Linked DNA regions of Homo sapiens: region 2 is linked to region 1. A link is a contact called in ENCODE POLR2A ChIA-PET data. All regions are on one chromosome and are shown on one strand. The core of a region is the stretch at or near the end of the contact, and the rest is flanking DNA. Distances in the headings are between cores, read along the strand shown. Region 1 holds the start of COX6A1 (cytochrome c oxidase subunit 6A1). Region 2 overlaps RILPL1 (Rab interacting lysosomal protein like 1).

Region 1 (5,306 bases), core at 2,807-5,306:
ACTAAAAATACAAAAAAGTAGCCGGGCGTAGTGGCGGGCGCCTGTAGTCCCAGCTACTTGGGAGGCTGAGGCAGGAGAATGGCGTGAACCCGGGAGGTGGAGCTTGCAGTGAGCCGAGGTCCCGCCACTGCACTCCAGCCTGGGCGACAGAGCGAGACTCCATCTCAAAAAAAAAAAAAAAAAAAAAAAAATAATAATAATAATAATAATAATAATTGCCCTCTCAGAGTGGTTTTGTAACTACTACTACTACCATTTACTATCCATTAAAGCAGGATAGTTTTAATTCCACAGAAAAGCCAATAAGCAGAAATGTGTCACGCTCCCTTTGTTTCTCTTAAGATTTCTGACCCTACCAGCCCTGAAGGAGATTACCTCAAAGTAAGAACTTGACACATTCGAGGCCAGGCACGGTGGCTCACGCCTGTAATCCCAGCACTTTGGGAGGCTGAGGCGGGTGGATCACGAGGTCAGGAGATCGAGACCATCCTGGCTAACATGGTGAAACCCTGTGTCTACTGAAAATACAAAAAATTAGCTGGGTGTGGTGGCGGGTGCCTATAGTCCCAGCTACTCGGGAGGCTGAGGCAGGAGAATGGCTTGAACCTGGGAGGCAGAGCTTGCAGTGAGTGGAGATCGTGCCACTGCACTCTAGCCTGGGCAACAGAGAGAGACTCCGTCTCAAAAAAAAAGAAAAAAAAGAACTTGACATGTTCAAGAAAATTATGACTACAGGGAAGATTCTGCAGTAAATGCTAGTGGAATGGGACAGGAAAAAGATGAGACCCAGATCAAGCACTTCCTCTTGAGAAATACAGATACCTCTTTCAGGTGTAAATTGCAGGCATTCTGCTAGCCATTCAATGTCTTTGATATCTCAGGCCCGTCAAGGACCAATCTTTTGTTTTTTGAGACAGAGTCTCACTCTGTTGCCCAGGCTGGAGTGCAGTGGCACGATCTTGGCTCACTGCAACCTCCACCTCCCGGGTTCAAGCCTCTACACCCAGCTATAGGAGTGCGCCACCACACCCAACTAATTTTTGTATTTTTAGTAGAGACAGGATTTCATCATGTTGGCCCGGCTGATCTCCAACTCCTGACCTCAGGTGATCTGCCAGCCTCAGCCTCCCAAAGTGCTGGGATTACAGGCATGAGCCACCGCACCTGACCAAGGACTAATCTTGATGCTTAATTAGCACCACTCCACTTGGTCCCTTTATCCACATCAGGCACAATAAACCAAGAGGGGCTGTTATAAACACTTATTCAATGGGCTGAATTGGACCTGTAACACTAAACAGCAGCCTAGACCTTCACTGTGGAAACAGAAATAACTAATGCCAATTTCTTTTCAACTTGGACACTGACTTGAAGCTCAAATGCTAATTTCTGCGAAAAAACACAACCAAAGAAAGTAACTCTCAGCTCATGACCAATCTAAATTTAAGTTATTTATTTAAGCCATCTCCTGCCACAAGCAAAGGGATGGGAGACCAGTATACCAGTCATCATTTGATACAAGTAAAGAAGGTGAGCTTAAGGTCCCATATACTTTTTCTGGTCCATGTGCAGAGTAACGGTCCAAACCAGTGCTGTGGTCCCTGGTGCCCGGGTAGTGGTCCAGATTCTCTTTATTCATCTTCGTAGCCAGTTGGAAGTGGATTCACATGAGGGTTATGGAATAGAGTATGGTTACCATCTCCCCAGGGAAACGGCTGTGGAGTGAAGATGTCAGTTAGATAATTCCAGAAAATAATTTAGAAAGAACACCGTCATGAACTGCTTATAACGGGGTGACAGATCATATATAAAAACAAAATGGAAATTAGTCCTTTATCTACTGGTGTAGTTCAACCTTCCCATTATTTAAGGAGCTCTTATAACTACCAGGGGAGCCCTTAAAGTTATCCTGGCTACAGGACAGTTTTAATTCCAGAAACAAATATGGATGGCAGAAAATGCAAGCTCAAGTTAGTTACTCATCATCCTCTCCCTAGTAACTAGTATATCCAGTGCTGTGTTTATGAAAGTGTAATCCTCAAATCACCTATATCAAAATGGTGGCAGTATTAGGGGAGGGAGATGCTTAATTAAATGCAGATTTCTGGCACCATCCCAGACTTCAAACAATATCTGGGCTGGGAAACTGCAGCCCACCCTGAATTATCTTGCCTATTACCTTTGAAAAGCATTACTTTAGGGCAACGGTCTCCAACCCAGGGTGATTTTGCCCCTTCAGGGCACACTGGGTAGTATCGGGAGACACTGTGATGGGGGCGGGGGAGGGGGAAGCGGGAGTGGGGTTGCGCAGGTACTACTGCCACCTAGTGGGTACAGGCCAAGGATATGGCTAAACATTTCACAATGCACAAGATAGCCCCCCAACAAGAATTACCCAGCCCCAAATGTCAACAGTGCTGAGGCTGAGAAACCTTTACTGTTTGGCTTCTAATTGCATTGTACAAGGATGGGAGTGCCGCTCAAAGACTCAACAAATTCAAGAGTCTAGGTTAAGTTTCTACAAGGCCAGTCCTATATGGGCTAGGTGATGTAATAATAATAATAATAATAATAACTTTTTTCATCACTTCTCGGCCTTTTGGCTAAGATCAAGTATATTATTACTATTTTTTTTTGAGACGGAGTTTCACTCCTGTTGCCCAGGCTGCAGTGCAATGGCTGGATCTTGGCTCACTGCAACCTCCTCCTCCTGGGTTCAACCTCCTAGATTCTCCCACCGCAGCCTCCCGAGTAGCTGGGATTACAGGCGCCCGCCACCACGCCCGGCTACTTTTTGTACTTTTAGTAGAGATAGTGTTTCGCCATGTTGACGAGGCTGGTCTTGAACTCCTGACCTCCGGCGATCCACCCACCTTGGCCTCCCAAAGTGCTGGGATTACAGGCGTGAGCCACCGCGCATGGCCAGTATTGAAGAATCAGAATAAGCCCTTGTTAAAGATACAGCAAACAACAGAGGACACAACATTGTAATATATCTACATCAACAACCAATGATAAAACAGTCGAGAAAAGGTATTGGTGGGGAATAGAGAAAGCTGTCAGTCTCTTCATTATGCAACTAGTAGCTGCCAGATGCCCATGTTTTGTTGTTGCTGTTTTGTTTTGTTTTGAGACCAGAGTCTCGCTCTGTTGCCCAGGCCGGAGTGCAGTGGCACGATCTCAGCTCCCTGCAAACTCCGCCTCCTAGGTTCAAGGGATTCTCCTGCTTCAGCCTCCCATGTAGCTGCTGGGTTCGCTTACGCGAACCACCTTCAGACTTTGCCACTCTAATTGGATTTCCCAAACCTCCAGGCTTTACACAACGGACACCTGTTTCAGAACTGTCTCAGAAGTAAAAAAAAAAAAAAAAAAAAAAAAAAGAACTGTCTCAGAAGGCAGGAGGTAGGATGAATCGGAGAAAAGGGAAACTGAAGAGCACTTATTGTATGACCTTGAAGAAGAGAATTGAGACGTAATCCCAAGTGTCAGCTGTCCATCCACAAAATGGAAGAAAATACATTTTCTGTTTGTGAGGATAAACAAGCTGTACACGCCTGGCACCCATGCCTTCAGAGAATGAAGAACTTGCACTAAGGCACACATAACGAAAAGAGAACGGACGCTTGAAGAGATGTACAAGGGCGTACCTTGGTCCTGATGCGGAGATGGGGGTAGGCGATGAACTCGGGTCTCTCGTGCTCTCCGTGGTGCGACTTCAGGTACACATTCAGCATGCTGACTGCCACCCCGGGGAGCGCGACGAAGAAGGTGAGAGTCTTCCACATGCGAGCTGCGGAGAAGCCACAAACGTTCAGCGCCGGTATGGGGCGGGCCCGGGTCTCACTTTCCCTCCCGCAAGGCCTCGGGCCAAGGTCACAGTCCCTCCCTGTCTCGCCCGAGTGGGGCTGAGGCTCGACCCGTCGACCCCGGCCCCAGTACCTGAGCCCTCTTCGCCATGGGCGCCACTCGACATAGGCCGCCCCAGCTGTGGGCGGGACCGACCCAGCAGCCGAGAAACCGAGGACACACCAACTACCGCCATTTTTGATCTGGACTGCCGCAGCGCCGGAAGCGGAAGTGGAAAATTGGCTCTGGGGGCGGTACTACAACCTCCAAAGGAAGTTACTATTGGGCGCCGCCCTCCCACTGGCATTAACCTGAGCACTATCATCCGGGACGACGGAGTCCTTGTCAAAATCCTCGGCATCTCGGGCAAGAGAGAGCATGCGCTCTGCACCTCCCTTCAGGCTTTACCGTTTCCTTCGTGCGCATGCGTGTGCCCTCCGGTCTCCCTACCGTCCCCACCTGGGCGAGGCGGAAGCTCAAGAGAGGTTTGTGCAGGGTGCCCTGGTACCTGGAATCGCTCCCTTCGTTGGAGTCCATGGACGGGCATCTGGAGGTTCTGATCCCAGACCGCCCTATCTAAAATTCCGTTCCCCTTCCTCGCCATCCTCCGACTGCGTTTTCTCATAGCACATAACATTGCACCTTCGTCGTTATATTATTATTTTGTCTGTCTCCCCCACTAGAATATAAAGTCTGTGATACCAAGAGTTTGGCACTGCAGCATTCTCAGAATAATCTGGGAATGGTGTAATTTGGAATCATACCTGGCACATACCAGATACTTGATATAAATTTGCTGAATGAATGGATGAATGAATGAATAGCAACAGAAAGTATAAAGAGCACTGAAATTGGTGCCAGCAGACCTGGATCCTAATCCTGACTCAACAGTCTCATCTTTTTTTTTTTTTTTTTTTTTTTTTTTTTTGAGACGGAGTTTGACTCTTGTTGCTTAGGCTGGAGTGCAGCGGTGCAATCTTGGCTCACTGCAACCTCTGCATCCCAGGTTCAAGCAGTTCTACTGCCTCAGCCTCCTGAATAGCTGGGATTACAGGCACGCACCACCATGCCTGGCTAATTTTTTTTTTTGTACTTTGGTAGAGACAGGGTTTCACCATATTGGCCAGGATGGTCTCCATCTCCTGACCTTGTGATCCGCCTTCCTCGGCCTCCCAAAGTGCTGGGATTACAGGCGTGAGCCACTGTGCCCGGCCTTTTTTTTTTTTTTTTTTTTTTTTTTCAATAGGCCCCTTTGAGAATGTAATGAGGACCAGCGTGGTGGCTCATGGCTGTAATCCCAACACTTTGAGAGGCCGAGGCGGACAGATTGCTTGAGCTTGAGAGTTTGAGACCAGCCTGGGCAACAAAGCTTTTTTCTTTATTAGAAAAAAAAAGAATCTAATGAAAGCTTTGAACCCTTTCCTCTAAAGACACACCTATGTGTAAACACACAGTATAGC
Region 2 (5,306 bases), core at 1,816-4,315, 3.0 Mb before region 1:
TCTTTGGAAATTAAATCCTCCAACATTTCCTCCCCTTGTTCTTGGGTGGGAAGAAGCCCCTCAGCTGCCCAGACAGCTTGCGAGGGCGGCCGGGGTCAGATTTCAGTTTCCCACTGCATGGAGGCCCCTCCTCTGCTGCCCCGTGCTGACTCCGACCCCAAGGCTGGGCAGGGTCAGCTTGCTCCCCCAACCTGGGCCTGCTGTGTGTGGCTCTGCTGTCACCTGACGTGCCCCAGCAGTGGGTGTTGTCTCCTTTCACACGTCCTTTCCCAGAACAGCCGGTTCCAGCCTCCCACAGGGTGTGAAGCCTCTCGGCTCTGCCTTCTGGAATCCCTCAGCCTCCTGTCCAGGGCACATTCAGGCTGGAGTTAGTCCCCTTCTCCCTGTGCTGCTATGGGGTTTTTCTTCTTCTTCTTCTTTTTTTTTTTTTTTTTTTGAGACAGGGTCTCACTTTGTTGGAGACACTGCCTTAAGTGCAGTGGCACAGTCTTGGCTCACTGCAGCCTCCACTTCCTGGGCTCAGGTGATCCTCATGCCTCAGCCTCCTATGTAACTGGGACTACAGGGGCAAGCCACCATGCCCAGTTAATTTTCTTTTCTTTTTTGTAGACATGAGGTCTTGCTATGTTGCCCGGGCTGGTCTGAATCTCCTGGGTTCTAGTGATCCTCCTGCCTCAGCCTCCCAAAGTGCTAGAATTAGGAGTGTGAGCCACGGTGCCGGGCCTATGGAGTTTTTCTTGAGGTTGGGAAGGACGTCTGTTTCCTCTCCCTTTCCCTGTTCTGGAGCTTTTTCACTGCTGTCCTGACCTCTGTCTACTCCTGGTTGGTCACGGGACATTGGTGGCTCAGGAGTGTTGGGGACACTCCATTCCTTTGAGAGTGTGGGCTACCTGTAGATTGACTGGCTGACTTGCAAAAGCTTCCTTGTGATTAAGAAAAAAAAGGAAAATAACTGTTGGCAAGAATATAGAGAAATTGGAACCCTTGTGCATTGCTGGTGGGAATGTAAAATAGAGCAGCTGCCGTGGGAAACGGTTTGACAACTCCTCAACAAGTTAAACACAGAATTAGCCCATGACCCAGCAATCCCACTCCCAGGTATACAACCAGAAGAACTGAAAACAAGTGTCCACACTAATACAGTTCTTAGCATTGCTATTCACATTAGCCAAAGAGTGGAAACCACTCTGATGTCCGTCAGCTGAAGAATGGATAAACACACTGTGGTACATCTGTACAGTGGAATATGGCTCAGCCATCAAAAGGAGTGAAGTGAGCTGGCGGGGTGGCCCACCCCTGTAATCCCAGCACTTTGGGAGGCTGAGGTGGGTGGATCACCTGAGGACGGGAGTTCAAGACCAGCCTGACCAACATGGTAAAACCCCGTCTCTACAAAAATACAAAACTTAGCCCGGGCATGATGGCGGGTGCCTGTATTCCCAGCTAGCTACTCGGGAGGCTGAGGCGGAAGAATCGCTTGAACCCAGGAGGCAGAGGTTGAAGTGAGCTGAGATCGTGCCATTGCACTCCAGCCTGGGTGACAGAGTGAGATGCCATCTCAAAAAAAAAAAGAGTGAAGTGCTGGTGTGTGCTGCAACGTGGATGAACCTTGGAAACACCGTGCTAAGTGAAAGGAGCCAGGCACAAAAGGCCACTTAATGTATGATTCTGTTTCTGGGAAATGTCCATGGTAGGCAGTCCATAGACAGAAACTACATTGGCATTTGCCAAGGGCTCAGGATAGGGAAGTAGAGAGTGACTGCTTAATAAGTACAGGTTTTCAGCCGGGTGCGGTGGCTCACACCTGTAATCCCAGCACTTTGGGAGGCAAAGGCGGGTGGATCACTTGAGGTCAGGAGTTCAAGACCAGTCTGGCCAACATGGTGAAACCCTGTCTCTACTAAAAATACAAAAATTAGCCAGGCATAATGGCAGGCGCCTGTAATCCCAGGTACTCAGGAGGCTGAGGCAGGAGGATGGCTTGAACCCGGGTGGTGGAGTTTGCAGTGAGCTGAGATCGTGCCACTGCACTCCAGCCTGGGTGACAGAGAGATTCCGTCTCAAAAAAAAAAAAATTGCCGGGTGTGGCGGTACACACCTGTAATCCCAGCTACTCGGGAGGCTGAGGCACAAGAATCGCTTGAAGCCAAGGAGTGGAGGTTGCAGTGAGCTGAGATCATGCCATTGCACTCCAGCCTGGGTGACAGTGAAACTCCATCTCAGAAAAAAATAAAATAATAAGTATGGGTTTTCCTTTTGGTATGAAGAAAATGTTCTAGAACTGGACAGAGGTGGTGGTTGTGTGACATGTGAGTTTACTAAATGTCACTTCCAAATTGTTCACTTTTAAAAGGTTCAAATGGTAAATTTTAGATGATGTATATTTTACCACATTTTTCTAAAAAGGCTCCCTCGCTATGCAAGAAGGTGAGAGGATGGGTGTGGGTGTGACCTGGGGCAGGTGACTTAGCATGATGCTGGGATCTGTTGGTCACCCGCATCACAGAGAAATGGCCGAGTGTGCACCCCCGCCGGGCTTCCACTGAACTCCAGATACTCAAAGCCACTGGGGAGGAGAGGACCTAACCAGAAGGCCCATAACAACAGGGAAAATGGATATGACTTACTGTCAAATGAAAAAGGAATGGAGAATTGTGTGTAGGCTGAGATTCCAGCCACTCTGGCCAAATTAGCAATGGTCTTAGTAAGGAGATGAAAGGAGGCCTGGAAAGGGGGAAGCAGCAGATGTACGAGGGTGGGGGCAGGGGAGGTGTGACAGCTCCTCCCTGGATGCCTTGTCATGTTTGTAATGAAACCCCAAGTCGGGTGGGGAGGTGCGGGGTCCGTGGGTTCGGCTATTGGGAAGGCGAACAATGAACAGGTGGCTGCTGGCTTCCACCTCCAGAGGGAAACTGTACAGAACGTGAGCAAGGGCCGCCTGCGAGTGCTGAAAATAGCACCCTCCACAGGCTGCTGGCACCCCGGGAGGGGGAGAATTTGGGCTCCTTCAGGATAGAGAGTGGGTGCTGGCAGTGGCTGCCAAGAATTCATTAGCAGCATCTCTGCCTCCTCCAGACGGAGCCGGTGGGAGAGGAGAGCATCTCCGACGCAGAGAAGGTGGCCATGGATCTCAAGGACCCCAACCGCCCCCGGTTCACCCTGCAGGAGCTGCGGGACGTGCTGCACGAGAGGAACGAGCTCAAGTCCAAGGTGTTCTTGCTGCAGGAGGAGCTGGCTTACTATAAGAGGCAAGTGTCCCTGGGGCTGGATGGCCCGAGCTGGCTCCTTACTGAGGTTAGCCAGAGTTTCTGTACAGTTACCTTCTTACCCCCTGGAAGACAAGCATTTCATCAGTGTTTTTTTTGGGTACCCTCTCTGGCCTAAAGAACTTACATACAAGCTCACAACCCCTTTCTGAAACTCTTGGGCCCAGGCCGGGCACCAGAGCTCACACCTTTAATTCCAGTATTTTGGGAGGCCGAGGCGGGAAGATTGCTTGATCCCAGGCATTCGAGACTAGCCTGGGCAACAAAGCGAGACCTCATCTCTTTTTTTAAATGAATGAATGAATGAAACCCGGCCCCGGTGTTAATGGTCTATGTGGCCCTTTTCACCTCCTACATTATCCTGTTCACTCTCATGCTTGCTTTATTGTAGGTTTCCACATGAGACCACAAGCAACATGAGACCAGAAGTCTTATTTATCTTGTCCATGGCTAAGTTCCCAGCACTTAGAATGGAGCTTGGCACACAGTAGGTGCACAACAAATATCTGTTGAATAGAAAGCTGGAAGGAAGGACCCATGCACCAGAGGTGGTCCCTGCTCCAGTGGGGAAGATAAGAGATGCATAAAAAATATAATACCACACATTTTTATTGAAAGGTTTACTGACTGTATACTGGATGTTCAAAGATGGGAGAGGCCGGGCGCGGTGGCTCATGCCTGTCATCCCAGCACTTTGCGAGGCCGAGGCAGGCGGATCACTTGAACCCAGGACTCGAAACCAGCCTGGGCAACATAGTGGGACCCCCATCTCTACACAAAAATTTTTAAAAATTAGCCAGGTATGGTGGCTCACCCTGTAGTCCCAGCCACTTGGGAGGCTGAAGCAGGAGGATCATTTCAGCCCAAGGTCAAGGCTGCAGTGAGCTATGTATGTTTGTACCACTGCACTCGAGCCTGGGCAACAGAATGAGACCCTGTCTCAAAAAAAAAAAAAAAAAAAAAAGATGGGAGAGTGGGAGAGATCACTTCTTCGAGTTTGTGGATGGGGTGGAAATCGGAAGGCCTCCTGGAGGAAGCAGCATTTGAACTGGGCCTTCCTGAAAGGATAGGGTAGTATTTAGATATGGGAGATGTTGAGGAGTGACAGGTATATTCTGGGTAGAAGAAACCACAGAGGTGTAGCGACAGGGAAGCCTGTGTAAGGACAGGAAACGGGGAGTGGTTCTATTTGGCTGGACTCTTCAGAATAAACTGGAAATACAGATGCGGGTCCCCTAAAAAGCATGCACCCTCTCAGACCATCAGACACTTCTCTTCTGGAATGTTCCAGTTCTCAAGGAACTTTTGACTCTTTTATCTCACGCCTCTCATCTCCTTCCAGTGAAGAAATGGAAGAGGAAAACCGAATACCCCAACCCCCACCCATCGCCCACCCGAGGACGTCCCCCCAGCCGGAGTCGGGCATCAAGCGACTGTAAGTGATGCGCTGCCAGCTTCTGCGCTCGGCTGACCTGGCGGTTCACGTGTCCTTTGACTTTTCCTCCTTGGCACCTGCTCCCAGGGCCAGGCTTGTGACTAACCACATCCTGCTGAGACGTCTGGCCTGGCCCCCGACTTTGAGTTCATCTCCCTTCCTGAATGCTGAGTCCCTCCTGGGGGTCTCTGGGCAGAGAGGTTTGGGGAGTGCGGGAGGCGAGAGGGGAGAGGCTTGGGCCAGTGGCTGATACTCAGGAGCTTGCTGGAGTGTGTTTCATGGGGGTGGGGTGCATCTCTGGGCCTTTGAGGACAGGAAATAAGGGTAGCGAGGTAGGGGTGGGTTGTGCATCTGAAGCTTGAGACCTCAGCTCTGAGATGTCAGGTGGCCCTGGGTCCACCCCATCTATGCAGTTCTCTGATGACTCATCCATGTAGCCCTCTGTCCATTAAGCAGGGGTTACTGCATAACGCATGCAGAGTCAGGCCTTGGTTGCTGCAGGAGAACCCCGCAAAAAAGAGTGACCTAGTCCCTGCCCTCAACTAGACTTTAAGCTACTTCAGTGGTTCTTGGCATCAACAGATTCCTTTGAGGTTGTGATAAAA

The links. ChIA-PET counts read pairs that join two places held with the same protein, here RNA polymerase II (POLR2A).
Region 2: POLR2A ChIA-PET joins it to region 1 with 13 read pairs in A673. The contact joins the enhancer-like site here to the promoter of COX6A1 in region 1. POLR2A ChIA-PET finds 5 or more read pairs at or near these places in 2 of 52 experiments (A673 and activated T-cell).

The regions. Positions count from the first base shown.
Region 1 is chr12:120,436,863-120,442,168 of GRCh38, reverse strand. It overlaps COX6A1 (cytochrome c oxidase subunit 6A1), which reads right to left and starts at 4,056. Exons shown (of 3, transcript NM_004373.4): 1 at 3,940-4,056; 2 at 3,648-3,790; 3 at 1,439-1,715. The coding sequence starts at 4,042. The coding sequence ends at 1,632. It also overlaps the pseudogene LOC124903126. RefSeq lists enhancers at 3,362-3,883, 3,810-4,019.
Region 2 is chr12:123,483,575-123,488,880 of GRCh38, reverse strand. RILPL1 (Rab interacting lysosomal protein like 1) reads left to right here. Exons shown (of 7, transcript NM_178314.5): 5 at 3,076-3,248; 6 at 4,609-4,701. Among named protein-coding and RNA genes, the nearest start is that of SNRNP35, 28 kb to the right of the region's middle. Within about 2 kb of position 3,065, at least 2 of the 41 ENCODE cell types and tissues checked have a DNase peak (open chromatin) inside an H3K27ac peak, as active enhancers do.